Linked DNA regions of Homo sapiens: region 1 is linked to region 2. The links are chromatin loops, found by intact Hi-C in ENCODE. Cell type or tissue: PC-9. All regions are shown on one strand. Each heading gives the region's core, and the rest is flanking DNA. Links, peaks and the distances in the headings are about the cores only. Region 1 overlaps NOC3L (NOC3 like DNA replication regulator). Region 2 overlaps TBC1D12 (TBC1 domain family member 12).

Evidence for each region. Hi-C counts contacts between places; a loop is a spot of excess contacts. Peaks named below come from ENCODE experiments on the same cell type or tissue, not always from the same donor. Only the 100,000 strongest peaks of a DNase experiment are listed, where the experiment ranks them.
Region 1: a loop joins it to region 2, with 3 times the contacts of the local background. A loop is called at or near these places in 70 of 110 quality-filtered maps.

What each region holds. Positions count from the first base shown.
Region 1 is chr10:94,346,744-94,362,643 of GRCh38, forward strand. NOC3L (NOC3 like DNA replication regulator) reads right to left here. Exons shown (of 21, transcript NM_022451.11): 2 at 14,922-15,129; 3 at 11,340-11,472; 4 at 10,431-10,588; 5 at 9,792-9,848; 6 at 8,220-8,350; 7 at 6,153-6,314; 8 at 5,567-5,660; 9 at 3,370-3,545; 10 at 2,507-2,635. Among named protein-coding and RNA genes, the nearest start is that of NOC3L, 8.2 kb to the right of the region's middle. RefSeq lists enhancers at 11,203-11,868, 11,869-12,534, 15,870-15,900. In PC-9, for the core only: no CTCF peak of the experiment used is centred there; a DNase peak (open chromatin) is centred at 11,938; H3K4me3 peaks cover 743 bases.
Region 2 is chr10:94,437,118-94,453,017 of GRCh38, forward strand. It overlaps TBC1D12 (TBC1 domain family member 12), which reads left to right. Exons shown (of 13, transcript NM_015188.2): 2 at 4,779-4,902. Among named protein-coding and RNA genes, the nearest start is that of TBC1D12, 43 kb to the left of the region's middle. In PC-9, for the core only: a CTCF peak has its summit at 7,408 (motif pointing left); a DNase peak (open chromatin) is centred at 7,384.

The DNA.
Region 1 (15,900 bases), core at 6,948-14,947, 86 kb before region 2:
ACGGGAGCAAACATACAAAACGGACGCTAGCAAATACTAACTAAATATACAAAACTTTCTTTGCAGTTTAATGAGTATAAGGAAGAGAGAACACATGCCAACAGGATGACAAAGAGAAAACAGGCCAGGAAAAGGTTTGGACCAGTATGGGAGAAGATACACAAATTGCTGGGCCCTATCCCCAGAGTTTCTGATTTAGTAGGTCTGAGTTGAGCCCCAGAATTTGCATTCTAATTCCCAGCTGATGCTGGTCTGGGGACAAAAATAAAAATTATTGCTTTATGCCATTCAAAAATTCAGAAACTAATTTGGAAACTGGTGTTTTGTGTGATACAGCAAACTTCGCATACTCAAACACTAAGAACAAAAGGGGTTTAAAATGCTACACTTTCTCTGGATGAAATCACCCTACCGACCTCCCGCAGGCACAGCAGCATTCCTGGAAAAAACCTTGAGAACTACAGGTTTGTATTATTTTGATGTTCCAATATGCACATTTGGAAGAAAGCTGAGTATTTGGGATTACACGGCTAAAAGCACAGAATGAAACAAGGAATAACTAAAGGCATAAAGAGTGAACCTGAAGTCATTCTAGGTATCAGAAAGACCAACTCTGAATATTTTGTAGGTACTGTATGTGCTCAAAATATCACCTACCAACGAAAAATAACTCCAAATCAAATGATGTAGTTTTTACTCTAGCATCACGAAAGTTAAAGGGTTTTCCTATGGCTGAGTTTCATGTTCAAGCCTTATCTGATTGCTCTACAATTCTAAGTAAAGATGCTAAATATGCTCTGTTACTTTCATTTAATGTTTATAATTTTAGCAATTCAACTGAAATCAGATTTAAGAAAATAAAAAGGAATCTGATGCCAAAGGAAAACTGTGAAATCCAGAAATAAAATGGTAGAACAGCTTAACACCCAAAACTGTATTACTAAAGACAAATTAAAATATCTAAGACCTCAGTGAAGAAAACTATAAAATTTTACTTAAGAACATAAAAGAAGTCTTAAATAAATGGCAAGATATGATATTCTTGAATAGAAAAAAATCAATTCTGTAAATATTTTAATTCATCCAAACTAATCAATACATTGAATCGATTCTAATCAGATTCTCTGTGTGGACTATTTTGAGGGAAGGAAGTGAAAAATGGATTCTAAACTGCCTGGAGTAATATACTGAAATAAATAAGAATATTGTGGAGAAAAAAGAATAGTCATGTCTTTTATCAATTATACCCTTTCTGATTATTATTGTACCACATACCCAAATATACTATAGATATAACACAATAATTAAGCAGCATTTTATATCAGCAGAAAAAAAATGGTGATGAAATAACTGGCTGTCAGATTATATCAAATATATACATAATATAAATATTCAATATATATTAAACTATATAAAATATATATTCATTACATATATTAAACACAGATATTAAATCTGTACTCATACCACACATACAAAGATGTCAAATGGTTTAAATATTTAAATATAAAAATTAAAATTAAAAATCTCGGAGAGACTCCGTAAATTGGGATTGAGGAGACTATGTGCATAACAAAAAATATAGCTTCATATATAAGGCTGAACACAGAATTAAAAGGCAAAGTAAAAAAGAGAACAATCTGCAACCTATGTAACAAAGAGTTAATATTCTTTATGTAATGCAAGCTCCACAAACAGATAGTTTCGTTTCTTTTGTTACTATTTTATTCCCAGGACCTAAAAAAAGTGCCTGGCACATAGCAGTTATTTATTAAAATGAATATGTACTAAAAACTCATCACAAGTCATTAAGACAATTACTTTAAGAGAAAAACTGACAAATAATAAGCAGGTAAAAAAAGTTTATATATATATAAACTTTTCACCTACCTGACTAACAAAGATTAAATAGTAACATTCTGAGCAGGTAGGAGGGAACTGACACTCATATTCCTAGCAGGAACACAGTGATTAAATGTTTTTGAACAACAATTTGAGTTTGTAAATGTGATTACTGTTGGATCCAGCATCTACATTTTATAAATTTAATTCACAGAATATTCACACAATATGAAAAAATAATATGGCCAAAATGTTCTCAACACTGACTGTGGCAGCAAAAATCTAGAAAAAACTCAGCTGTTCAACAATTAGGGCACACAATGGAATACTCTGGTAGGCATTAGAAAGAATGGGATAACCCTATATGTAAGTTCACAATATAGAAAATGAAAACTGTTCCAGAACAGTTTTCAAAGTATAAGCCCATTTTTTATTTTAAAATATAAGCAAGTATATATGACTATATCTGCAAAGAAAAACATCTAGAAGGATAAATACCGAACTGTTAATAGTATCAAACATTTCAGGAGTTGACATGTTAAACACTTAAGGAGCTTGAATACTTTTTACTTCATACACTTATAAGGAATAAATTCCTCATAACAACTGAAAATCAACTTTGTAATTTAAAAACAAAATGCAAAGTAAAAAAAAAAAGGCTCACCTCTGGCCTAACTTCGTAATTTCTGCCCTTCACAAAACCAGAAATCACTTTAATTACACCAAGAGAAGCTTGGCCTAATTTATCTTGCTTAAAGAGTTTCTTCACAGCTTCACAACACATTTCAGATATCTGAAAAATAAAATGTCATACTTAACCAGTGTTTCTCAACCTTAGCACTACTGACGTTTTGGGTAACAGAATTCTTTGTTGTAGGGGGACTGTCCTAGGATGTTTAAAAGCCTCCATGGACTTTCTCCACTAGATGCCAGTAGTTAAGACTCTATCGCCACCACAGTCATCACAATCAAAAATGTATGCCGACATTGCCTAATGTTCCCTGGGGGACAAATTTGCTTCCTGTTGTGAACCACTACACCAAACTTATGTTCAGATAATTTTCTTCAGATAGACAGTGTTTAATAAATTGACATTATTTTACCAATAAATAACTTCAGAAGAATTTTGTAGGGGGAAAAAAATCACATGGTGTATAATTTTCTTTTTTTATTCATTTATTTATTTTTTTTGAGACAGAGTCTCGCTCTATTGCCCAGGCTGGAGTGCAATGGCGCAATCTCAGCTCACTGCAAGCTCTGCCTCCTGAGTTCACGCCATTCTCCTGCCTCAGCCTCCCAAGTAGCTGGGACTACAGGCGCCTGCCACCACGCCCTGCTAATTTTTTGTATTTTTAGTAGAGATGGGGTTTCACCATGTTAGCTGGGGTGGTCTCGATCTCCTGACCTCGTGATCTGCCTGCCTCGGCCTCCCAAAGTGCTGGGATTACAGGTGTGAGCCACCGTGCCTGGCCCACATGGTGTATAATTTTCTAAGGAGGACAGCAATAACCATTTACAGCAACTCACCAATTTTGACATGTCATTCATGAGAGGGACAATCAATACGATGATGTTGTTGTGAAAGTTAAAATGAGGTAGTGCCACCAACAGCTCACACAAGCTCTTCACAGCGACTTCTGCCAGTCCTTTGTATGCCTTTAAGGAAACTACATTACTTTTCTTCAGCTTCCTCTGCTTCCAATCTAATCAAAAGATAACTGTAGTTACTTTACTCATTGGTCAAAAGTTAAACTAATTGGCTTTCTTTTACAATCAATGTACATTTTAACACACATAAACACACACACACACATTCCCACACCCCTTAAAAAAAGACTTCATATGCTGGGCACAGTGGCTCACACCTGTAATCCCAGCACTTTGGGAGGCCAAGGTGGGCAGATCACGAGCTCAGGAGATTGAGACCATCTTGACCAACATGGTGAAACCCCATCTCTACTAACATAAAAAAAAAAAAATTAGCCAGGCATGGTGGGTGGCACACGCCTGTAGTCCCAGCTATTCAGGAGGCTGAGGCAGGGGAATCACTTGAACCTGGGAGGCAGAGGTTGCAGTGAGCTGTGACTGCACCACTGCATTCCAGCCTGGCGACAGAGCAAGACATCGTCTCAAAAAAAAAAAAAAAAAAGAAGAAGAAAAAAAGACTTCATAATGGTTCGATCTGCTCAGGAAAGGTCCAATATGGAGGCTACTAACTGCCACATATAGGAGTCAATTGAGCATTTGAAATGCAGCTAATACAAATTAAGATATACTCTAAGTATAAAATACACTCTAAGTATAAAATACAAACCAGATTTGAACTTAGTACTAAAAAAAACTGAGAATGTAAGACATTAATTTTTAAAATTTATTACATGTTGAAATGATAATCTGAATATATATAATATACTATTAAAATTAATTTCATTGCTTTTTAGTGTGTCTGCATTTTTTTTAAATGACATATGTGGCTCATGTTATAGTTCTATCAGACAGAGATGGTTGCACAAAGATCCCAGGAGCTTTCCAAACAGTTCAGAAATTCAAAAACAAAAGAAAAACTCCCAGGCCCTCTCACTGGAAGAACAAACACTAATAGGGTGCCAGCTGGAACACCAGAACATAGAAGCAATATCCATACTACCCACCCCCACCCCACTATACTCCACTACCTTTATGCCCTTATTAGGCCAACAGGATTCAGTGGTCCTGTTCCAGCTGACAGCAATGGGTGATCTTAGTAAATAAGCTGGGTAAATGAGCCAATTAGGCCAAATGAAAACACCTGGCCTAGGCAACAACTGTCTTCCCTATTCCTACCCCTATTTTTTCTATGTCCTTCCTTTTCTGAAGAGTTTAAGAGTTTATCATCCCAAATAATTGACTCATAAATCCATTTTCAAGACATGCAAATATCCATTTCTAGTTATCCTTCTATTTATTTATTCATTTCTTTTGAGACAGGGTCTCACTCTATCGCCCAGACTACAGTGCAGTGGCATAATCATAGCTCACCGCAGGCTCAAACTTCTGGACTCAAGTGATCCTCTCAGCTCAGATCTCCAGTAGCTGGGGCTCTATAGGCATGGGCCATCATGCCTAATTTTTTTTTTTTTTTTTTAGAGACAGGAGTCTCACTACATTCCCCAGGCTGGTCTCAAACTCCTAGCTTCGAGCAATCCTCTTGCCTCGGCCTCCAAAAGCACTGGGGTTACAGGTGTGACCCACCACGCCTGGCCTCTAGTTATCCTTCTTCCCTGACTACCATGCCTCCAAATAAAAAACAGCAGAATAAATCCCAACTGTTCATAACAATGTATTTTGTTAAATGCATTGTAGTCAACAAAAATACAACTACTTACTAAAAACTGCAGCAATAATACTAATAATTGATAAAATATAGTGTATAGTACATGCTAGGCACTGTTTAAAGCACCTCATATCTACAAACTCAGTTACTTCTTACAATAATCCTGGAAGGTAAGTACTATAATTATTTCCATTTTTTAGACAGGAAAACTGAGACACAGAAAGACTATGTAATTTTCCCATCACATAGGTAGTAAGTGGTGGAGCCAGGATTTGACCCCTGGAAGTCTGACTCTAGATTCTGTTCCTGACCATACCTGCCTCTCACTACACAACACAGAACACTGTACAGAATTCACCTTCATGATCAAGGCTAAGTATGTTACAAACTTTGAAGATATGTTTAATATACCTTTAACCATTTGTTCCAGATTTTCCAAATAAAACTTGTATTGGCTAACCAGGCCTTCTTCAAATTCTCTTAACTTCTGGGTTTCTTTTCGGGTCTGAAAAGACCAAAAAGGTCAATCATTTTTTAAAATCAGAACATTAAAAGCCCAAAATTAGTATAAAATATGTGTGTCTAGTATACACCCAGTACTATTTAAAAAAACAAAAAACAAAAAACGCGGCAGTCGTTTAGGCCAGGCGTGGTGGCTCATGCCTGTAATCTCAGCACTTTGTGAGGCAGAGGCGGGTAGATCACCTGAGGTCAGGTGTTTGAGACCAGCCTGGCCAACGTGGGGAAACCCCGTCTCTACTAAAAGCACAAAAATTAGCTGGGCCTGGTGGCGCATGCCTGTGATCCCAGCTACTGAGGGGGCTGAGGCAGGAGAATCACTTGAACCCGGAAGGCAGAGGTTGCAGTGAGCCAAGATCACGCCACTGCACTCTAGTCTGGGCGACAGAGTAAAACTCTGCCTCAAAAAAAAAAAGTCTATCTCTCCAAAATGTTTAGTTATTTTAGATAGTAATTATATCTAGCAATCTAGCATTACCTTAGTAGATTTTTCTGCTTCTGTGAGGGGCCGGATTTTATATGAAGGAGTAATATCTTTAAATAACTCCATCAGAGAAACAATTACCAGCTTTCGAACAGTAACAGCCACATCAGGATCTTGTTCCATCAACATAGAACGTAATTCTTTCAATTTTTTAATCTGTTAAAGAAATAGCTTATAAAGCTGGAGAAATCATGACGAAACAATTATGAACAAAAGACAACAGCCCCACATCCGGCAAAACAAGCGGAATTCACACAATGACTCCAAGTCTAGTCATGCCACACCAAACTCCAGACCCTGCTCACTTTACCAAGAGATAAGTCACTAAAGTCATAAAGTAATTGTATTAGTCCGTTCTTGTATTGCTAGAAAGAAATGCCTGAGGCTGGATAATTTATAAAGAAAAGAGGTTTATTTTGGCTTATAGTTCTGCAGGCTGTAGAGGAAGCTCGGTGCCTGCGTCTACTCCTGGTGAGGCCTCAGGAAACTTACGATCAAGGCAGAAGGCAAAGGGGGAGCCAGGGTGTCACAGGAAAGATAGGGGAGGTTCTAAGCTCTTTTAAACAACCAGCTCTCACATGAACTACCAGAGTGAGAAGTCACTTGTTACCACAAGGATGGCACCAAGCCATTCATGAGGGATCCACCCCTATAATCTAAACACCTCCCACCAGGCCCACTTCCAACATCAGAGGTCACATTTCAACATAAGATTTGGAGGGGACACACCTCCAAACTATATCAGTAATCATATTTTTGTCATATAGTTAGAAACATACAGACCTTAAAAAATTAGTTTACATTTATTATTTAGCTATTTTGGGAAATTCTTTTTTGCTGGATTTTCCTAAAGTACGTGTGTCCTATTCTTCTAAAAACGCTTTTCAAAATATACTAAAATGTTATATACATTAACCAAATATATCAGTCATACACATGAATTAATCAGGAATTACATGTAATATAGCCACATTAACTTGAGCTTCAAAGATAATTTCTATGATGGTTTCGACTGCTTTGATGAACTACTATTGTCTGTGAGCACAGGTTCCTGAGTAGAAGATCTGGGTTCCAATCCAGTGGCTGTTAAAATCTGGAACAAATCACTTGGGTTTTTTAAGGCTCAATTTTCCAGCTGTAAAATTAGATCAATCTCTTATGCCTATGGTTTTGTAATGATTGAGAGAATACACATAAGAAATATTCCAAATCTCTCTTCCCTAATTCTGCTCTAGATCTTCCCCTCACTTCATTAGAAAAGGACAAGTACTACTCCAAAGCATTCCCACATGAAATTTGCTTCTATAAATGTAAATAAGCTATTCTATCATTTCATAAACAAATACTTGTTATAATAGTATGCTGGGGACACCAGCATAACAATAATAATAGTATCATTTTATATGACTTCACGTATATTTCATCATATAATCCTCACCACAAAGTTTTGAAAAAGACACTGTCCTTTTTTAGAGATGAAAGAGTCTTGGATAAATAACTTACCCAAAGTCTCACAGATAGTACTTATCAGGGCCAAGATTAAACCTCAGATTTCTCTAGTTCATGTGTTATAACCATCACTAACTCAACGACTATACACATGGCACAATAACACTTTACTTTAACTTTGGCTCTAGTTCACTTAAAATATTTTCAACTTACAAATATTCCTGAACTAATTCCATACACTTCCCCTGTAGCGCGCTTTTTAAAAACTCCACGGGTATGTCAAGCAAATTTGCAAACAGGTTCCTCCTCCCTAATACAATTTTATAAATTTAAACATTTTTAGAGTTATAAGATGTCCAGTATTTTCATATATGAAGATGAGGAGAATAAGATTCAGAGAGTTTAAGTAACTTTTCTAGGATTACAAAAGAAATTAAGTTCAGACATAGCATTAAGCTAAGATTCTGTCTACTCTCTTACTCTAACCCAGCTACTATGTTTAGTTAATGCTTTTCCTTTTAGTGTATGCTTATAGGTAACAAGGGAATCTTAACAATTAGGCATTTACACCATACCTAATACAAAGAGCCTAAAGAAATTAATACTACCTACATTATTTTCTGGATCTGATAATATGGCAGATGCCAAGGCTGCAATATGCATCTTCTTCTCCTGTAATTTCTTCTTTCTCTCAATCAAATGTTCTTCTATGGTCAGCTCTTGAATAGGATCTTCAATGATCTCTAAAACAGATTAGATGTTCCCTTACATATTCCTCTGCTTACAAGTATCCAAGAATCTTAATAAAATATTTTTACAGTAATAATAATAATGACAACAGCTAAGAATTTTGTATTTACTACTACACATCATCTCCTCAACAATACAGGTACTATCATTGGACCCATTTTATAGATAAGAAAACTGAAGCAAAGGAAGAGAAAATAACTTGGCTAAGCTCATAAACCAAAGGAAAATAGGATTCAAGCTCATAAACCAAAGGAAAATAGGATTCAAACTCAGGCAGTCTGATTCTAGAACTTTTTTTTTTTTTTTTTGAGACAGGGTCTCACTTGGTCACCTAGGCTGGAGTACAGTGGCACTATCACAGCTTACTACAGCCTCCACCTCCCAGGTTCAATTGATCCTCCCACCTCAGCCTCCCCAGTAGCTGAGACCATAGGTGAGCCACAATACCCAGCTAATTTTTGTGTTTTTTGTAGAGACGGGGTTTCACCATGTGGCCCAGACTGGTCTCAAACTCCTGGGCTCAAGTGATCCTCCCACCTCAGCATCCCAAAGTGCTGGGATTACAGGCATGAGCCAGTGCAACCAGCCTAGAGCTCATATTCTTAGCTTCTATGATAATAAGCCCAAAATAATTCATATTAATTAACAAATAGGATAATCCTATTTAGTTTTTTTTTAAGTACAGAATATTCTCCTTTGTTTTTAACACTATATATTACTTTATACAAACTAATACTTCATAGTTTTGGGCTACAGAAAAACATGTCCACCTTAGGAAATTCATAGGGAACTAGATTTAATCAACACTAGCATAATCTGTAATGGTTTTATGATGGGTGACTGAAAACAGTTAAACAGTTGACCTGTAATTCATTTTTGCTATTAATGAGGTCTGCTAAGCGAAAGTAAAATTTAACTAGATTGTTCTGTCACAAATTCCAAACTAATATAATTTCAAACAATAAAATGCATTATTTCAGTTCAACTTTGATTAAATGGTCCTAGGTAATAGAAACTGACATTCAATTATATGAAACATATGCAAGTATAATTGTGCTAGAAACAAACCAAAATGACTTCATACTACAGAATCGCTTTTGTAATTTAAAGCTAAAAAGTTAACAGTTATTTGTAAGTAGTCTTTCTCTTACAATTAAAAGGAATTCAGAACAGTAATAATTAACAAGACACACTTCTTGTATGCCTAGATATTACAAATATGATTGTGTAAATTTTTCCATAATCAAAAAAATAAAGAATCTATTAATAATTCCACAAGATGAAGCTTTCAAATGTGGAAAAATGTTCAAAGTGACCTTGAAATGAGCAGTACTCCAAAATGTACCTTCCAGATTTCATCTAAAATTAACTCACATTTACTATTATGCAAAAAAATTCTCAATTAACAATTTAGTAACTGTAAAGACATATTACCTTCCTCAAGTTCCCTCTCTTCTTCTTGATCCTCTTCATCTTTGTTACTATCAGTAACTATATGGAAAACATATGTATTAAAACTGTGATATATACTTAAGTGGTAAAAACTGTAAAGAAATGCTAGGAGGTGATTACGATAAAACTCAGGATAGCAGTTACTTTTATGGGAAGAGCACAATTAGTGATTGAGGTGAGCACAAGGGAGGATTCTGGAAGCTAGCAGTAGTTTTTTTTCCTTGTCTGAATAGTAGTTTTATAGGTATGCGCTTTGTTATAAACCATGTAACTTCACATCTTTGATATCTGAACTTTTCTGTTTTATTTCACATACAAAAGAAGATACATTAAAAAAGAAAGCTAATCAAGAACAGTTAATATGCTCTAATTTTAGAAACAACAAAATTTAGTGAAAAGAAAATCACCTGAACCTTGTAGCTTCAGTTGTCCTCACAGTACAAATTGGTACCTGAGATAATCTATAATTCTGGCCCAAATCATCAAGCTTGCTATAAGACTAATTGAATATTTTCTAGATATGGGTAAAATCAAAGTAAAATTAAATTTTGAGTGAAAAAAAAACATGATATCAGTAAGGGGGTAAAAGTTCAACTAATATTACCAGTTTATTAGACTCACCTGGCTTCTCCCTAGTCTGTGGGATTATACCACTTTTATCTTTGATAGGAAGTAAATGAATCAGTTCCTTCTCTGGTGCAGTTTGCAGAGTTCTTGGTATTTTTTCATATTTATCTATAATGCGTTCATGCTTCCGTTTCTTCGCATGAACAGGCTCACTGCAGGGGAAAAAAAGATCAATTTTCAGTCTTAATAGATCTAAAAAGTTATCTAGAGACCTATCATTTCAAAAGTACAGAAAAACCACCAGCCAACTTTCAATAGGTATATGGATAGTAGCACTTAGGCTAGTGTCTGGCACATAGCAGGCACTCAAACAGCAAATGAATAAAAGAAATGGGTAAACAACCTACCATACAAACTCAAACTTTGGCTACATCCAGTTTTCCCTCTAGATGCAAAATAAAGGTGAAAGTTACAGCAGATTCTTTATGAAGAACAGTTCATAAAACCAAGTGTGACTCTTACTTTCCCAAAATCTTTAGAGTATAGCATAGACTTTGGAGTTTAAAAGGTCCAACTTTAAATTCCAGATACTTGTGACTGCAGGGAACCATCAGTTTCCTCTCTGGAAATGGGAATAAGACCTACCAGCAGGGTAATGAGGATTAAGTGAAATCATAGCCGTAGGAACTCAGAACTGTTCTGCCACTACCTCAAAGTGAGAACAGCATTCTTCCCCCATTCACTCTACTTGACTATTCAGACTCAAAAGAAAGATGTACATTAAATGAAATCAGCTTATCTTATACATGAACCTCCTTTATTTAGGAAATAAGCTAAATAATACTTTATTCTTTGTAAACATTGTGCTCAAAGGTGAACACCTTGAACCACCTAAGTGAAATTCAGAACCAAGTTTTTAACACTAAATGGATATGAATGATTATAACCCAAATGAAGTATTACCTAGAAGAAAGATCTCTTGTTAGAAAAGATACTCTTTGTCCTAAATCCTTCATTAACTGTAAGTCATCTTCATCCATCATATCTAAAGGAAGGGCTTCTTCTTCTTCCTCTTCTTCCCTCTCAATCCTTTTACCTGTACCACACACACACACACACAAAGAAAAATTAGAAACAAGTATCAGAGATGTAGAACTCTCTGCATTTTGGGTTTAAACAGGAAAAGCTTACGCTTTCTGAAGCAATCCTCCCACTCCAGCCTCCCAAAATGCTGGGATTACAGGGAGTGGGCCATGGCTCACAGCTGAGCCCAGTGCTTCTAAATGGAAGAACTACTGATATGCTAGGCAAACAATTCTTTGTCGTACTGGGATGTTCTGAGTCTGGAAAAATGCTAGCATCTCTGACTCCTGCAATCTAAATGCCAATAGCATTCCCAGGTTATTGTAACAACCAAAAACTAAATGTCTCCACATACTCTGAAATGCCTTTCAGGACGTTTGGAAACCAATGACTTAGCCCCTCAGCTCCTTCTCATCTCCAATTACTTTCACTTCGTATTCCATTTCAGCCAGCCTCTCTAATGGCCACATTCCAAACCCTAGTGCTCACCCCTCTCTCTGACCACAAGCTTTTATCCTTCCAGCTCCCATTCAGTTACTTCCACAGCACTTCTTCCTTAACCAATTATGTAACCTTTCAATCCACTGACCACTCCACTTTCTATCTACCTGTGTGTTCTGTCTTCACTCCCTCACTTAGACTGCAAGATTATCACTTCAACCACACTCTTGCCAATATCCTCAACTATTTTTCTTTCAACACTTCAGGCACTCACATCTAACAAAATCCCAACAACAGATCATTCTAACTTCTCTTTCTGCTCACTGTCTGCGTCTTGCTCTCTTTCTCCATCTCCTCTTTTTATTTAAAAAAAAAAAAAGTCAACTAAGTGCCAGGCACTATTTGAAGTGCTGAGGATTCAACTATGAATAAAACAATCTTAGCATCTTTCCTAGTAGAACTTACAATTCTTCCTGACCCATTAAAACTCGTAAATCTTGGCTGAGCGCGGTGGCTCACACCTGTAATCTTAGCACTTTGGGAGGCCGAGACGGGTGGATTGCTTGAGGCAAGGAGTTCAAAACCAGCCTGGCCAACATGGTGAAACCCCATCTCTACGAAAAATACAAAAAATTAGTGAGGCGTGGTGGCACATGCCTGTAATCCTAGCTACTTGGGAAGCTGAGGCAGGAGAATCACTTGAATCCCGTAGGCAGAGATTGCAATGAGCAGAGCAGAGATTGCAATGAGCAGAGCAGAAATCGCCACTGAACTCCAGCCTGGGCAACAAGTGTGAAACTCCGTCTCAAAAAAAAAAACAAAAAAAGACCCTAGTAAATCTTGCTATATAAATGTACACACTGCACAGAATGGCACTCCTATCTACTTTAAATGAGCCTTCTAAATTTAATAATCCCATTAAAAAATGGGCAAAAGATATGAATAGACATTTCTCAAAAGAAGACATACAAATGGCAAACAGGTATATGAAAAGGTGCTCAACATCATTGATCATCAGGGAAATGTAAATCAAAATTACAATGAGATATCATCTCATCCTAGTTAAAAAGGCTTTTATCCAAAAGACAGGCAGTAACAATGCTGGCAAGGATGTAGAGAAAAGGGAACTCTCATACACTCTTGGTGGGAATGTAAATTAGCACAACCACTATGGAGAAAAGTTTGGAAGTTCCTCAAAAAACTAAAACTAAAAATGGAACTACTATATAATCCATCAATCCCACCCACTGCCAGGCATGAATCCAAAAAAAAGAAATCAGTATACCGAACAGATATCTGCACTCCCATGTTCATTCAGCACTATCCACAAGAGCCAAGATTTGGAAACAACCTAAGTGTTCATAAACAGATGAATGGATAAAGAAAATACGGGGCCAGGCGCGGTGGCTCACGCCTGTAATCCCAGCACTTTGGGAGGCCAAGGCGGGCAGATCACGAGATCAGGAGATCAAGACCATCCCAGCCAACATGGTGAAACCCCGGCTCTACTAAAAACACAAAAATCAGCCAGATGTGGTGGTGTGCGCCTGTAATCCTAGCTACTCGGGAGGCTAAGGCAGGAGAATCACTTGAACTGGGGAGTCGGGGGTTGCAGTGAGCCGGGATCGTGCCACTGCACTCCAGCCTGGCAACAGAGAGAGACTCCATCTCAAAAAAAATAATAATAATAATAATAAAAGAAAATATGGTACATGTACACAATGTAGTATTATTCAGCCACAAAAAAGAATGAGATCCTGTGTGCAACAACATGGATGAAACTAAAGGCCATTATGCTAAGTTAAACAAGCTAGGCACAGAAAGACAAATTTCACATGTTCTCACTTATTTGTGGTAGCTAAAAATTAAAACAACTGAACTCATGAAGAGAGTAGAATGATGGTTACCACTGGCTGGGAAAGGCAGTTGGAGGAGATAGGAGTAGGGATGGTTAATGGGTACAAAAATACACTTAGAAAAAGATCTAGTATTTGATAGATAGGATGACTATAGTCAACAATAATTTATTTTATGTTTTAAAATAACTAAAAAAGTATAACTGGATTGTTCGTAACACAAAGATAAATGCTTGAGGTGATGGATACCACATTTACTCTGATGTGATTATTATGCATTGTATGCCTGTATCAAAGTACCTCATGTATCCCATAAATATATACACCTACTATGTACCCACAAAATTAGAAAAAAAAAAAACTTTAGCTGGGTGCTGTGGCTCACCCTTGCAATTCCAGCACTTTTGGAGGCTGAAGCAGGAGGACTGCCTGAGCCCAGGAGGTCAAGGCTGTAGTGGGCTATTTTTGCACACTGCACTCCAGCCTGGGTGACAGAACAAGACCCTGTCTATTTAAAATAATAATAATAATTTTTAAAAAATGGACCTGAGAAGACTGAATAGTTGTCTAATAATCTGATATAGTCAAATAAGAATACCCTAAAAGTACCAGCAAAGTTGTAGAACTAGCCTGACTCAAAATAGTCATATTCCTTACAAGTTTTGAGTACTTAATAATTTTTAGATAGTTTTACAAAATAACCATGACAATTACAACTCAATTTCACCCCAAGTTTCCACATGAAAAGAAAGTCAGAAGTTTAGAAGTGTACCTTGGCAATACTGTGAAGAATGAACCAGAGACAAGCAATGTTCTTACCTTACCTAACTGCTGGTGAATGGCAAAGTGGCAGCACTGGCACACTGCCCAATATTTATGTAACGGAGTACTTTCAGTTTGTTTTCCCAAGTAGTGCATCTTCAGATCTGCCTTCCAGACAAACTAAAAGCAGAAGCTTGAATGAATACTGTATTGAAATGTTTTCTCATACTGACTGTGATAAAGCATATATGCTTTATAGCAGTCCTATAGGACTACTATCCTTACCCACTCTAGGAAGATCTGAGAACAAGAAAAGCGATTACTAGAAAGCAAAGTTATTTCCATGAAGAACACTTCAGAATAAATCAATGGAAACCAGAGCACATGATGTTTTCACAATTACCTGGTCGCTTTTCCTTTGGGTTCTCCAATGGAATGGGTTTCTTAGACACAGCATCTTTCACAGCTTGCCTTAGTTTCCTCTGTTCTTTTCGGTACTTCTTGAGAGTGCTTTGTTGTTTAAACTGCTTATTTTTTAGCTTGTTTTCAAGTTTGACTTTACTAGTTTTTATTAACTTGCGAAAGCTTGGGATCTGTTTTTTATTTCTTCTCTAGAAAATAACAGAAAGAATACTGCATACCCAGAAACTTATTTTTTAAATCAGGTTAAAGAGAACTGATTACAAATTTCATTAGACCAATTCCACAATTTCAATGTCCCACAGCCACAGACTTGCATATAAAAGCTAAAACCAAACGATGGCTTTAATCCTACAGAAGAGCGCTACAGCATCAGTTATTCAATCCCAATTCACAGCAATTCAAAGGGTTCTACGATCCCCAAACAGGTTAAGAACCACTGATCTAGTAGTGGTAAGTGGCTATTCAAGGCTAGTTTAACACACCTGTAGTTTAACACATTCAAAGCAAAATGCTGGCTGTCTTTAATAAAACTTACATTTATCTACGATTTTATTACTTACAAAGTGCTCCAACAAATCACCTCTAACAGCCTAGTTGAGTACTGACTGCTGTTATCCTCACATTACTGATGAAGCTGCCAAAAGACCCATAAACTAAGGAGGGCAAAACTGAATTCGGATCTTTGGATTCCACTTCTCTTGCTGGTGACTCATTCAGAAATCCCAAAGTTAGTCCTGAACCCCAGGACTACCTCTTATTTTCTGGGAGAACCAGGACAAATCACTTGCTTTTCTATCTCTTTACCCTTCATGGGTACCGTGACTCACATTATAAACTCGCTGAGGGTAGGACCCTGCTTCTCATTTGTGAAAAACGAGTTCGAAAGACGGTCTTGAAAAATTCCTTCAAAGTATGAAATCCCACGCATGCAAAACTCCGTGCCTGTCTCTTCGTGATAC
Region 2 (15,900 bases), core at 2,898-10,897:
TCTGAAGAGAAATAAGCTGTTAATCTTATTGAGGATCTCTGGTTTTGATGGTACCTCTCACTTATTGTTTTCAAAATTGTCTTTGAGTTTCAGCAGTTTGACTATAATGTATCTCAGTGTGAACCTCCTTGAGTTTATTCTGCTTAAAGTTGTTGAGTTTCTTGGATGTGTAGATTATGTCTTTCCTCAGATTTGGGAAGTTTTTGGTTATTTTCTTTTTTTTTTTGAGACAGAGTCTCGCTGTGTCACCCAGGCTGGAGTGCAGTGGTACAATCTTGGCTCACTGCGAGCTCCGCCTCCTGGGTTCACACCATTCTTCTGCCTCAGCCCTCCGGAGTAGCTGAGACTACAGGCGCCCGCCACCATGCCTGGCTAATTTTTTGTATTTTTAGTAGAGATGGGGTTTCACCATGTTAGCCAGGAAGGTCTCGATTTCCTGACTTTGTGATCCACTTGCCTTGGCCTCCCAAAGTGAGTTATTTCTTCACGTATTTTTTCTGCCTCTTTGTCTTTCCCTTCTCCTTGGTCTTTTATGGTACGTAGTTGGTACACTTAGTAATGTCTCACAGGCCCCTCAGGCTCTGTTCCTTTTTCTTCATTCTTTTTTCTTTCTACTACTGAGAGTGGACAGTTTCAATTTTCTTATCATCATATTTGCCAGCTCTTTCTTCTGCCTGCTCAAATTTGCTGTTGAGTACATCTGGTGAATTTTTTATTTTAGTTGTTTTTCAGCTCCAGAATTTGTTGTGTTGCTTATTATAATTTCTGCCTTTACTGGTATTCTCATTTTGTTCATACATTTTCCCCCTTTATCCTCCTTTATTACCTTTCGTTCTTTGTCCATGGGTTTTTTTCTTTTTCAATCTCCTGGAGCTTTTTTTTTTTTTTTTTTTTTTTTTTTATGAAATTGACTTAATGTCTTTGACTAGTAATTACTTTGGGCTTCCTCAGGGAAGATTTTTGTCAAATTCCTTTTTCTAGGGAATGGGCCATACTTTCCCGTTTCTTGGTATGTTTTGTAATTTTTTGTTGTTGACAACTGGATACTCTGAGTATTATAGTATGGTAACTATAAATCTGTTTCTCCCACTCCTCAGTGATTGCTGTTTTTTGCTTGTTGAGGGCTGAAGCCACCTGTTTGTGACTTTACAAGCTATTTTCACAAAGTATGTATTCCATATTGTGTATGGTCACAAGTTTTTGTTCTGTTGTCTCTGTGGCTAGCTGGTGACCTGACAAAGATTTTCTTAGATATCTGGCTCCAAAAAAGGAGATCAAAAAGGTTTTACCTTTTTTATTGTTCTAATAATACTTACAGTGAAAGCCACTGCTGTGGAGAGTAGTGAAACTGATGCATGTGCCTGCATCACTCCCTTAGGGCCAGACCAACCAAAATGTACAACCCTAAATTTTGAAGGACATGATCCCTACTGTCCCTCCTGGCACCGGTTAGCAACTCCAGGAACATGGGCTGCTATCCCCACTGCCACAAGAGGTGGTGGGTGTGGTGGTGGTGGTTGTGAGGAATAGGGGAAGGTAATTGGTTTATGCATGCTGCTTATTCATACTTATGAAAGATCGGTAGCCTCTTCCTTCATCAAGCACTCCCCTGGTTGTTAAAAGGGTTTGGTCAGTTCCTAGAGTTCTACTAAAGTACTTGATTCCAGTTACTCTTAGTTTTTTTTTTTAACTCTTACTTTTTTTGAGACAGAGTCTTGCTCTGTCTCCCAGGCTGGAGTACAGTGGTGCGATCTCAGCTCACTGCAACCTCCGCCTCCTGGGTTCAAGCAATTCACCTGTCTCAGCCTCCTGAGTAGCTGGGATTACAGGTTTGCGCCACCATGCCTGGCTAATTTTTGTATTTTTAGTGGAGACAGGGTTTCGCCATGTTGCCCAGGCTGGTCTCGAACTCCTGACCTCAGGTGATCCACCCGCCTCAGCCTCCCAAAGTGCTAGGATTACAGATGTGAGCCACCATGCCCCGCTCCAGTTACTCTTTCTAGCTCAACTTTTACTTTGGTGGGGAGACTGACCCCTAGATCTTTCTATTCTGTCATTTTGCATCCATGATGTCTTTTGAAGTTCAAATGTTTTAAATTTAGTTAAGCCCAGTTCATCAACTTTTTCTTTTGTAGATCATGTTTTTGTGTCATATCCAATAATTATTTTCTTAAACCATGGTGACAAAGATTTTTTCTTGTGTTTATTTGTGTGGGTAGATAGGAAACCTTTAGGGTGCAGGCAGGTCACGTAGGAATTGTAGAGGGAATATGACTTGATGAGAACTGTCTGGCCTGTGTGGGGCTTGCAGAGGAAATTGGCACACTGTTGCTGGCAGGAAGCCTTTGGTGGAGTCAATTTTTTTGTTGAGCAGGCTGCAGGAACGCCATCTCCAGGTTGAGGCTGCAGGTTCAGCAAGGCTGCAGGTTTGCTGAGGGGCTGCAGTCTGGGCATCGAGCTAAGCAGAATTTTACTGGATGTCCTCACACTTCTACCCGATCCACTCTGCAGCAGCTGGAAACCACAGGAGAGCCCCTTTCTCCTTCAGTGTCCCTTTGGTGCCCTCTACCCAGAAAGCTTAATAATTTCATGTTTGTTTTAAAGGAGAAATGATTAAAGGAATTTTTTCTGTTATCTTAGAGCATAAAGGTGAATTTGGAGTTAAGAGGTATTAGAAGAATCATCAACAGAAATAATAAAAAGATAAACAAATTGGAAGGAAAATGATAGCCATAAATAAGATGTAGACATTTGTTTAAATCAGCTACAAAGTGTTTTCTTGATAAGTGGTACACAACGTATCAAACATTGTTTAAATTAATAGACCATCCTTTGAGGCTTCAAATTTTTTTCTTAGAAGTATTCCTAGTCCTCAGCATATTCATTATTGAAAACGTTCACCTATTTAGTGATCTTATGAAGTAGAGAATTAAGTCACTGTACATGGTCTCTGAGGTGAAACCTCCAGAGTATCTTAAAGTAGAAATTACTCTAGTGTCATATGTTTATTTCTGTTATACACCTGAGGAAATAAGAGTGTTTATTTCCTTTTCCTTTCTTTTTTTTTTTGGAGGCAGGGTCTTGCTCTGTTGCCCAGGCTGCAGTATAGTGGCAGTATCATAGCTCACTGCATCCTTAACTCCTGGGCCCAAGTGATTGTCCCACCCTAGCCTCCCAAGTAGCAGGGACTACAAGGTGTGCACCACCATGCCTGGCTATTTTTTTTAATTTTTATTTTTTGTAGAAACAGGGTCTCACTACATTGCCCAGGCTGTTCTCAAACTCCTGGGCTCAAGTGATCCTTTTGCTTTGGCCTCCCAGTGTTGGGATTACAGGCATGAGCCACTATGCCTGGCCATTTCTTTTCTTTATTATTGATTAGCCTGCATTCTTTTGTAGGAGTCCCTTAACATTTTTCATTAAAAACTTATTTTCTATTATCACTAATCTGCACTTTTAAGATATATTGATACGGCATTTTGAGTATAGATAAATCTAATTATTTGGGACTTCAATTTGGAACTGTTTGTAATTAATCATATGTGTGAATTAAGAATTTTCTTACTGTTCACTTATAGCTTATGCAAAGGGTTTATATTGAGTTGAATTCATCAGTACCTTCCTAATTGGTTCATTGGGCCCTGGTCATGTTGTTTTGATGGGTACATATGTTGAGTATCATCCCTGCTTACATAAAAAAATAGGTACTTAATTTGGTTGGTTAGGGCATGGAGATAATAGGTAAAATCCTTAATACTTGTGCAGGGTGCACAATGACGCGGAGTGCAATGAGGCGGTCTCGGCTCACTGCAACCTCCGCCTCTAGGGTTCAAGCGATTCTCCTGCCTCAGCTTCCCGAGTAGCTGGAATTACAGGTGCCCACCACCACGCTTGGCTAATTTTTGTATTTTTAGTAGAGACAGGGTTTCACCATGTTGGTCGGGCTAGTCTTGAGCTGCTGACCTCGTGATCCGCCCGCCTCAACCTCCCAAAGTGCTGGGATTACAGGTGTGAGCCATCGCACCTGTCCTGGGTTTTGTTTTTTTTTTTCTAGATTTTTCAGTGAGAGATACTTTCTTCCTTGGTTATATATTGACTCTTTTGTAGTAAGCTTTCTTGTACATAGCTGGCCTAGGAAAGACAGGTTATGTATATATATTATAGCAATAGGGGATTAGTAGATATAATTTTATTATAAATAACAAATTATTACTGTAAATAATATTTATCCAAATATTGTATTACTTAATCCTTTAACTGTTATATAGATTCTTTTAAATGTTTTTGTTTTCAGAATTTTGGCTCTTATTGTTAAGTACATGTACAGTCAATTCTAGTATACTTTGTAGCTGATTTAGACAAATGTTTGCATCTTATTTATGGCTATCATTTTCCTTCCAATTTGTTTATCTTTTTATTATTTCTGTTGATGATTCTTCTAATACCTCTATATAAGCCAGATAGTCTGTATTTTACTTTAAGTTCTGGGACACAGGTGCAGAATGTGCAGGTTTGTTACACAGGTATACGTGTGCCATGGTGGTTTGCTGCCCCTATCAACCTGTTATCTAGGTTTTAATCCCTGCATGCATTAGGTATTAAGCTACATATTCTTAATTGAGCCTTATTATTCTAAGTAATAGTGGTATAAGTAGTAGAAATAGTTTTATTTAAAAGTATTTTTGTTTTTGCCTTGGGAACAAACTTATTATAAAATTACTGTTAAATAGCTCTCTGGTTACAAAAAACACAATTCATGTAACTTTTCTGTGTTTCAGAAACCTTTTTCCAAAAAGGACAAAGGAACTCAAATCAGTTGTCCATAGTGCTCCTGGTTGGAAATTATTTGGTAAAGTCCCTCCTAGAGAGAATCTTCAGAAAACATCCAAAATCATTCAGCAGGTAAGTACTGACATAGCCATGTAGTTTACCCTAGCTTTTCAAGCATTCTTCTTCTTCTTCTTCTTTTTTTTTTTTTTTTTAAACTAACCATATTCTATTTTTATTCTTATTTTTCTAGATACAGACTTTTGGGATTATAAGTATTTATAGGGACCTGCTAAATTTTCTAGAAAAACAGGTCATATATTTTCTGTTATCTTTTATAATTGTGAAAATTCTTCAAATAGAACGTAGACTTTTTTTTTTAACCAGTTATTCCTTGAATAGATTTTTTAAAAACTTAGCTAATCACTCTCACCACATACTGTTTGACTTCCAGTTGAAGTTGGTAGCATTTGTCAGTGGCACAGATGTTCTGAATATTGGTAGTTGTGAACTGATGAAATATTAAAAAGCAAAAACTGAGTAGATTATGAGGTTGAACTCCTTCCTTTGTCACTTTTCTGGTGTCCTCTCTAAACCAAGGACTTTGTAAATGAGAAGAGTTGGTACACAATCTGTTTCTAGTAATTTAGAAGCTATTTCTTCTGATATCTCTGTTAACATCTGTATTCTTGAGTTCTTAAGACTTTCTGATCTTATTTGACTTCTGAACTTTGGCTCTTCAGTACTAGATAAGTGAGAATGGAAAGCAGTGAGACTGGATCAATCTGCAGTGTTTTAAAGTTCAGAGAAGTTATTGCTCAGAAGAAGACATATAGTACATTTCCTATTTTTATCCTTCCCAATTGTAGTTTACCAAATTTAACACAGCTAGCATTTATAAAAACAATCACATGAAGGCAATAATCATCATTCAAATTGGAAAAGATATCTTCCTTTAAAGATTTAATAGTGTTCCTTTTATTGCTCAGAAGAAAAACTGGTTTTCCAAGTAATATGAGAAAATAATTTTAGATCTTTAAAAACATTATTGTAGTTAATTCTTTTTTTCTTCTTTTTGCATTTGAATAAAAGGTTTATTTTTTTCCTCAGGAAAAACAAAGTTAGGGACACACACTATGCTTTTAGAACCCATATTCTTTTGTAGTTGGTCCTAACCCTTCCTGGCACAGCTGTCAAAAGCACTAGCTGTTTAACCAGAACCAAGATGTTCACCCCCATAGAATGTACATGCACGGCACTAGAGGACTGCATGTTTGTCCCTGAGAGAAGCATAAGACAAACAGAAGTTGCTGAGATTGCCGTCTTTCTAAGCAGCCCCTCCCTTTCCCTTTTGAAGGATTTGCCTGAACTATGTAGCTAGTCAGTAGTTAGACCATGTGCCTCCTCCTCTCCCTGTAAACTAACTTAATTTCTTTTTTCAAGAGACTTGGTATTGCTATGTTGCCCAGGCTGTCTTCAAACTCCTGGGCTTAAATGATGATGCTCCTGCCTCAGCTTCCTGAGAAGCTGGGACTACAGGTATGTGCCACCACACCTGGCTTGTAGTTAATTTTCTTTACAAGTGATGAAAATAGTGAATAGTTTATCTATTGGTACTTAAAACTGTGTGCTGTGATCCCCAAGCCATGTGCTCAGACACTCTGGTGTGCTGCACTTAACACACTGGGGTACTGTGGGATATTTAAATTTTTTGAGGCAAACAGTGATATTCCACATCAGTTGGATATGGTGGAGACTGGTAATTAGAAGCAGTACACAGTTCCAACATTAAGTGCTACTACATACTTTTCTGTGGCATCATATCTTTGTGAATCTGTTTTTTCTGAGGTTGCTGTGATAAAAACCAGATACTGTAAAAAAGTCAGCGTGGGACTGGAAATGAGGGTTATGTCTAATCTGATTTTAAGGTTTGAGAAATTGTATACAATGCACAAAGCCACACATGCCCAAATTGGTAATTAATTGCGGTTATTTAAGAATGAGGCCGAGTATAGTGGCTCACGCCTGTAATCCCAGAACTTTGGAAGGCAGAAGCAGGCAAATCACTTGAGGTCAGGAGTTCAAGAGCAGCTTGGCCAACATGGTGAAACCCTGTCTCTACCAAAAATACAAAAAATTAGCCAGGCATGGTGGTGCATGCTTATAGTCCCAGCTACTTGGGGGATGAGACAGGAGAATCGCTTGAACCTGGAAGGTGGAGGTTGCAGTGAGCCAAGATCATGCCACTGCACTTCAGCCTGGGTGACAGAGCAAGACTCCATCTCAAGAAAAAAAAAAAAAAAGAATGAAAGAAAACATATTTCTTTTTTCAATTTATGTGTATTTTTTTTTTTTAGCAGTTACTAAGTGTTAGGAAATATATCCTTATTAAATTGTTTGGACATAGCTACTTATTAAACAGAATCATTAGGTATTTCTTTTGGCTTAAGAGTTACTGTGAAAAAAATCAGAGACACTAAAGGCATTGACCAAGAAAGGTTGGGAACCTCTGCTATTGTGACATCTTAAGTTTTAGCTCCTTTTTTTTTCTTTTGGTAAAGTCTGAAAGTAACGTCTCTCGTCTAGAATGTTTCAGAAGACCAAGTTCGCCCTCTAGAGGCAAAACGGTGGTCTTGCTACTGAAGGTTTATACAGGTATTTTTGATTTTTATGGTAGTTTAAATATGCATGCACATACATTTTTATATCTTTATATAAACTAATGTTCTATGATATTTTCTTACCATAAGTCTCTGAATAAATTACTGGTTGGATAATTATCTTTGCTGATACGCTGTATACCTTTAATCTGCTATTTTCATTTCGGAAAGCCAAGACCTCACATTCTCTTTTTTTTTTTTTTTTGAGACGGAGTCTTGCTCTGTCGCCCAGGCTGCAGTGCAGTGGCACGATCTCGGCTCACTGCAATCTCCGCCACCCGAGTTCACGCCGTTCTCCTGCCTCAGCCTCCCAAGTAGCTGGGACTACAGGCGCCCGCCGCCACGCCTGGCTAATTTTTTTGTATTTTTAGTAGAGACGGGGTTTCACCGTGTTAGCCAGGATGGTCTCAATCTCCTGACCTCGTGATCCGCCCGCCTCAGCCTCCCAAAGTGCTGGGATTACAGGCGTGAGCCACCGCGCCCGGCCCCTCACATTCCCTTTTTTATATATGTGGTATAAAAACTTGATGAGTGGGCCGGGAGCGGTGGCTCAAGCCTGTAATCCCAGCACTTTGGGAGGCTGTGGCGGGCAGATCACGAGGTCAGGAGATTGAGACCATCCTGACCAACATGGTGAAACCCCGTCTCTACTAAAAATATAAAAATTAGCTGGGCGTGGTAGCACGTGCCTGTAGTCCCAGCTACTTGGGAGGCTGAGGCAGGAGAGTCACTTGAACCCGGGAGGCGGAGGTTGCAGTGAGCCGACGTTGTGCCACTGCACTCCAGCCTGGCAAAAGAGCGAGAATACGTCTCAAAAAACAGCAACAACAGCAATAGAACTTCATGAGTGGTCAGGAAAAGAACAGCTCTTTTTCATTTGAGAAGAAGGGGTAGAGTTGAAATGTAGTTGCTGCCTCTGCCTCTGCGGCCCCTTCTCTGATCCTTTAACTGACGATTATTTCTCTGCGCCACTTATTTTAGTTTTCGAACTTTCCAGCTATGTCACAGCTATTAGTATATGTTTTAGTGCCCTTTTTGTGGTTATGTTTGTTCTCTGGGAGGCATTATGTATAGTCAAGTCATTTTTCTTCTGACCTTTTTCCATCTTCAAAATATGTATCAGCTGGGTGCGGTGGCTCACACCTTTAATTCTAGCACTTTGGGAGGCTGAGGCTGGTGTGTCACCTGAGGTCAGGAGTTCGAGACCCGTCTGGCCAACATGGTGAAACCTGGTCTCTACTAAAAATACAAAAATTAGCTAGGTGTGGTGGCAGGTGCCTATAATTCCAGCTGCTCGGAAGGCTGAGGCAGGAGAATCACTTGAGCCTGGGAGGCAGAGGTCGTAGTGAGCCAAGGTCGTGCCCTTGCACTCCAGCCTGGGTGACAAGATTAAAACTGTCTCAAAAAAAAAAAAAAGTATTACTTTTACCATGTGATGGAACATGTTTCTACCTCTTGCTTTCTACTATCTCTGCTTCAATGTGTGTCCTCTACTCCCTATTTGTCTAATTTTGCTGTCCTCTTCCCTGCAATTCTCATTTTTCAAAGTGGGCATGATTTTCTTTTTATAGTAATGGTAAATTTACAATTTTATGTCTCTGTTTTAACTTAGAAACATTTTTTCATAGCACTGATTTTTGAATTCTCTAGAAGATTATGAATATAAAACTGTATCTGAGTTCCTTTACCATGTATGCTTTCAGATAGATGTTATTACGTTTGGAATCAGAAACCGAAAGTGAATATAGTATCAGTAAAGCCATGAAGAATGTTAGGACACTTCTGTCATGTTTTGGGATAGGTTCTTAAGCTGTTAAGGCTTTAGGAAATGAAGAGGTAGCTGGTAATTTAGGTGTGAAAAACTGCTTGGAGAAATGATGCCTCACTTGCTTTTTGAATGGTAAAGCAGTAAGATTTATTAGGAGATTAGAGTAGTAGTATTTCATTGGCTAATAACTTTTTAAAGCAGGTCTTCAGAAAGAAGTTGTTGATTCTTTTAAAACATTTTTTGAAAAAAAATTTTTTTTTGGAATGTGGGGCTCACTATGTTGCCCAGGCTGGCCTCAAACTCCTGGGCTCAAGCAATCTTCCCGTCTTAGCCTCCTGAGTACAGGGCACTACAGGCGCACACCACTGTGTCCTGCAGAGTTGCCATATTTTTAAATATGTTATTAAACCAAACATTTCTTTAATGGAAAGACATCTGTAAGATTACACACTAAGTAAAGAAGAAAAGATTTAATTTACAAAGTTTTTGCTGGGTGCGGTGGCTCACATCTACAATCCCAGCACTTTGGGAGGCTGAGGCAGGTGGATCACTTGAGGTCAGGAGTTCCAGACTAGCCTGGCCAACCACATTTCTACTAAAAACACAAAAGAATTAATGGCCATAGTGGTGCTTACCTGTAATCTCATCTACTTGGGAGGCTGAGGCAGAAGAATCACTTGAACCTGGGAGGTAGAGGTTGCAGTGAGCCGAGGTCGTGCCACTGCACTCTAGCCTGAGCTGTTTCAAAAAAAAAAAAAAAAAAACCTTTTTTATGTATTATTAGTGACACAAATAACACATGATTATATTCTCTTTATAAAATATAAAACATAGAATGATATATCTCAGTTCACTTTCCTTTCACATTTTTAGGCCTTTTAAAATTCATTTTTTTGTGTGGAAAAAACACGTAATTATTTTTACATGTATATATTTTGCATATGTGGAATTATATGTTTTTTTCTATTTCAAGAATGAAATGTCACCATATTTAATTATATAGATGTGTATATATATACACACACACACATCTATATACAATTTAACTTTACATGTTTTGTACCTGTATCTTTTCAGAGATATTTGGGTTCATAAGTGAAAGAATCTGTTAAATATTTTAAAACTTTTTATTCCTGCAGTAACTTTTATTACAAGTCTAATCAATTTTAGTGCTTTCCATGTTAACAGTAAAGAAACATAAAAAACGTTTTAGGATTATAGCAAAATCAAACTGACTGAAGTTAACTTGATAATCAATTCCAAAATCACAAGAACATTCCTAGTATTACTTTTTGAGGATTATCACATGTGTTCTCTTGCAGATGTGAAATTCCGCTTGTGGCCTTTTGAACCAGTTGGTGAGCCGTGTTAAAAATTGAATCTGTTAATTATAAATAGTATTTCAGTTATATCGTAGTTCAGTTGACCTGAGTTTTTTGTTTTTTTTTCTAAATTAGTAGGTAAAGTTGGAATAGCTACATGGTTTGTCTTAGGAACTCGAAACTGCAAGTGAGAATGATTTCAAATGAACCATGTTATATGTAATTATGATACAATTGCATACTAGATTGAATATGCACTATTTATGCATATTTATGTCAAACTGATAATCTCTCAGTGAAACTTACCTTTTTTTGCTAGGCACTGCTTTTATATTGGCATCTTTAATGTGAAAACGAAATTGTAGTGCTTAGATGATCAAGTTTTTCATCAATACACATGCCATTTTCTGGTAAAGTTTAAGTTGAGTGGTTGAATCAGTTTCACATAAATTTTGACAGGCAAGGAAAAAAGTTGTAAGATACTGATTTCTTAATCAGAGAGTTTCAAATTGTCTAAAAGTAGAATAGATCACTTTCCTCAGTTAAGGCTTTGCTTTTGAAATTTTTTACTGCAGGAACAACATTATGGAAAGGACTAGCATACATGTGTTTTGTGAGCAGTAGTTAAATGTTAAATACATAACACTTAGAACATGTTGGGGCTTAATTTTCTGGTTTCTGATTTTATTGGTATGTGTAATAGAGTATTTGAAAAGTTTATTGGTTTTAATTATGCTTAAATATAGATATTCTTGCTGTAAAATTTGATTACTGCAAAAACAAAACAATTATTTCACTGATGTTAAATTGTAGGGGGACTGGACTGTGTTCAGAAGTTATTCTTTAAAAATTTTGTTTTTGAGACAGGATCTCACTCTGTTGCCCAGGCTAGAATGCAGTGGCACAATCATGGCTCACTGCAACCTTGACCTCCTGGGTTCAAACGATCCTCCCACCTTAGCCTCCCTGGTAGCTGAGACTACAGGTGCATGCCACCATGCCTGGCTAATTTTTTTATATTTTTAGTAGAGACAGGGTCTCACTGTGTTTCCCAGGCTGGTCTTGAACTCCTGGGCTTAAGTTATCCTCCTGCCTAGGCCTCCCAAAGTGTTGGGATTACAGGCATGTGCCACCATGCCTGGCCCGAAAAGTTTAAAAAATTGTTACACTCTTGCATGTTTTGTTTTCACCTTTATTTACCTCATCTGTTATCACCTTGAAAAGGTAGTGAATAACTACACTTCTAGTTGCGTGTGTGTTCTTTATTGATGGTTGATAAATTATTATGCATTTCTGTGTATAAATGGATTTCATAAAAAATAATTTGTGTGGTCTAAAGATTGGAGAGGTACTAGTAATATTTCTGGGCCTATGCTTCTGGGAGAAGGGAGAAGTATGATCCTCAAGAGAGAAGCCTAAATTATTAAAGAAAATTAAAAGAATAAAGATAAGTTTTCACAAATTAAACGGTAGAATTTGAGGGGACGTTTTTTCATTTTATCAGAAACAGAGACTTGGAAAGGGTTATGTTTGAAAATACTCTGAATATCTATATTTGATTACAGGAATACTGTTTTGCTTATCAACATTATATTAAAAGTTGTATTCATCCTGTCTTTATCTCAGACTTGTATATTATAGCAGGCTTCAGACTAAACAAACAAGATTGTGCTGGTAACTTTGCAAAAATGAAGTTTACTACGGTACTCTTATATGCCAGAAAGTGATGAAATGCTTTGCCCCGAGACTGCAATTGAGCTTGAAATATAGGATGGGTTTTTTGTCTCCTAATTCATAGATCTGGAATAAAATTTATAATCTATAAAGACATCATAATCAGCTAAACCCTGTCTATCCCAAGCATAATGGTTTCCTCAGCTCTTAGATCAAGTTGTGTAAGAGACTCTATCTTGGGCAGACATGGTCTTGAGATAGTAGAGGTGGGGAGTTTTTCTGCTTCTGAAACATTATTCTGGCTCTCTATAAATTGTTCACAGCATATAGAAATAGAAGGATTTACTCACTAATGTGGTTTAACACTAACCCCTTTAAGGGGAGTGTTCCTACTGTCCATTGAAACTCAAAGTCAAGTCAGTTAATGGATATATCAGGGTATATATCAGGCAATTTTGGCTCTCTCCTTGTCTTTGAAGGAGAAGCTTCTATGCTACTGTTCTTTCTTCTTGTCAGTCCCCATATTTTATTTATTTAGGCAGCTATTCAAAGATTCTTGCCACCCTCCCTTTGAATCCAGTCTGATCTTTTCACATATTTCCATCCTGGTACACTTCTTTGGTAAATCGCTTTCGCTACAAAACGCAAGGCATCAAAGTGTGGTAGAATACCATTCTGCTGCCAATTCAATGTGTGACCTGATATTAGCAAACTCTAGGCTTTTTCTATAGCAGAACTTGAAGGACAGAATTCTTGAATTGATCTTAGATTTCTTAAGATTTTCTGGCTTATTTCCATGAATTCTTTATTCAAAAAATACTATGTATAATGCAATAGGTATAATTTAGGTTCTTGGTGCATATATCTATATCTATATCTACATCCTAGCCTTTGAGTTATTTCAGTATAACTGCAGGGGACAAGGGGTAGAAGAGAATTTCATATGTAACTATAATATTGTGTTTTAAGTGCTTTAGTGGAGTTGTGACAGGGTATGAGAGTACAGTTGAAAGAGTGATTTATTTTTCTCAGAGATGACATGCAAATTGTGTTCCTAAGTGTATTAGTAGGAATTAAGCAGGCAGACAAGATGGGGAAAGCCATTCTAGATAGAGGAAATTGAAAAAGCAAACAGGAATGAATAGGATCTGTTTAGCTAATAGGACAGTATATCAAAGATACAGGGTAGATGGTGAAGGCTCATTAGCCACGAGGCTAGAGAATTGGGTTTTATCTAAAATACTTTTAAATGAGGTACTGAGATATCAAATTTATGTATTAGAAAAATAATTCTGGAGGGATTATAGGAGCTGAATTAGAAAACAGTAACGATCGAGCAATCCCGCTACTGGACATTTATCCATACAAAAGGAAATCAGTATATCAAGGAGACATATGCAACCCCATGTTTATTGCAGAACTATTCACAATAGCCAAGATATGGAATCAGCCTAGGTATCCCAACAACAGATGAATGGGTAAAGAAAATATGGTATATATACACAAGCATATACTATTCAGCCATAAAAAAGAATGAAATCTTGTCATTTGTGGCAACATGAGTGGAACTGGAGGACATTATGTTAAGTGAAATAAGCCAGAAATGGAAAGTTAAACACCACAAGTTCTCACTTACATGTAGGACCCAAAAAAGAAAGTTGATCTCATAGGAGTAAAAAATAGAACAGAGGATACTAAAGGCTGGAAAGGGTAGGAGGAAGGTGGTGGTGGGGAGTGCATGTTAGGGAGAGATTTGTTAAAGGATAAAAAATTATAGCTAGATAGAAGGAATAAGTTCTAGTGTTTCATACCACTGTTGAATGACCATAGTTACCAATAATATACAGTTTTAAATAGCAAGAAGGAGGATATTGAATATTCCCAACACAAAGAAATGATACATGTTTGAGATGATGGCTATGGTAATTACCCTGGTCTGATCACAATACATTATATGTATCAAAACATCACTATGTATCCCATAAGTATGTAAAATTATTATATGTAAATTAAACAAAAAATCTTAAAAAGGTTATAAAAAACAGTGGGTTTGAGGACAAGTTTATTAAGATTTTTTAAATAATAATCTATTCTGATTTGCAAACACATTGGATGATTAGAACTACCTAGAGAATGTGTTAAGAATACATTGGCTCCATACATTGAGTTCTTAATGTCAATTTTGTGTGTTTTTAATTCTTGTGTTCCTAGCTGGTTCTTTTTCAAATCTGCTGTATCACTTTTTACAGTTTACTGTTCCCTGCTGAAATTTCAAGCTTGGCCTTTATCTCCTTGAATATAGTAAGTAAAGCTGTTTCATATGTCTGGAAATTCCAGCATCTGGAACTCCTATAGGTCTGCTTATATCAAATATTATTTCTGCTAGTTTTTGCTAACAGGTGATATCTTATCTCTTTGTGTGCCCAGTTACCTTTGCTTGAGTACTGGATGTGAAAACATATAATATTTGAGACATCATGTATGGAAGACAGTTTGAAGGCTAACATGATGTCATCCTTCAGAGATTTGATGAATGTTTCTTGGGCATTATATGTGTAGCTTTTGGTCCATTCATGTGAGGCAAAACTCAAGTGCCAACTCTTTTGATCATTTTTTTAAATTATTAAGTTGTATAAGTTAGTTTGTGGTTGTTAAACCAACTTTGCATTCCAGGAATAAACTATGATCAGTCACAGTTATTATTCACCTTGCATATTTCTGGATTAGATCTGCATATATATATTTAAATATATGTATTTAAATGCATATATATTTAAATATATGTATTTAAATTCATATATATTTAAATATATGTATTTAAATGTAAAAACTATGGCAGTTGTAGGTTCATAGCAGATTTGAGGAGAAAGTACAGAGAGTTCCATATAACTCCTGTCCCCACATACACACAACCTCCTTCACTGTCAGCATCCTGCACCACAGTGGATCATTTTTTACAACCAATGAACTTACATTGACACACAGTCACTCAAAGTCCATAGTTTACAGTATCATTCATTCCCAGTGTTGTACATTTTATGGCTTTGGACAAATGTATAATGACGTGTATCTACCATTGTAGTATTACACAGCATAGTTTCACTACACTAAAAATTGTGCTGTGTGTATTCATTCTTCCCTCCTCCAATCCCCTGGAAACCACAGATCTTTTTCTTGTCTCCATAGTTTTGCCTTTTCCAGACTATTATGTAATTGGAACCAGACAGTACTTAGCTGTTTCAGGTTGGTTTCTTTCACTTAGTAATATACATTTATATTTCTTCCATGCCTTTCCATGGCTTGATAGCTCATTTCTTTTTAGTGCTGAATAATATTCTATTGTCTGGGAACACCACAGTTTATTTACCCATTCACCTACTGAAGGACGTCTTAGTTGCTTCCAAGTTTTGGCTGTTGTTAATAAGGCTTCTCTAGACTTCTGCGTGCAATTTTTTGTGTGGTTTTATGTTTTCAGTTCATTTTGGTAAATACCAAAGGAAGTGATTACTGGATCATAAGAATATGTTTAGTTTTGCAGGAAGGTAGCAAGATATCTTCCAAAGTGGTTGTACCATTGTGCATTTCCAGCAGCATTGAATGAGAGTTCCTCTTGTGCCACATTTTCTCCAGTATTTGGTGCTGTCAGTGTTTTGAATTTTGGCCATTCTCATAGCTGTGTGGTGGTGTCTCATTGTCTTAATTTGCAGTT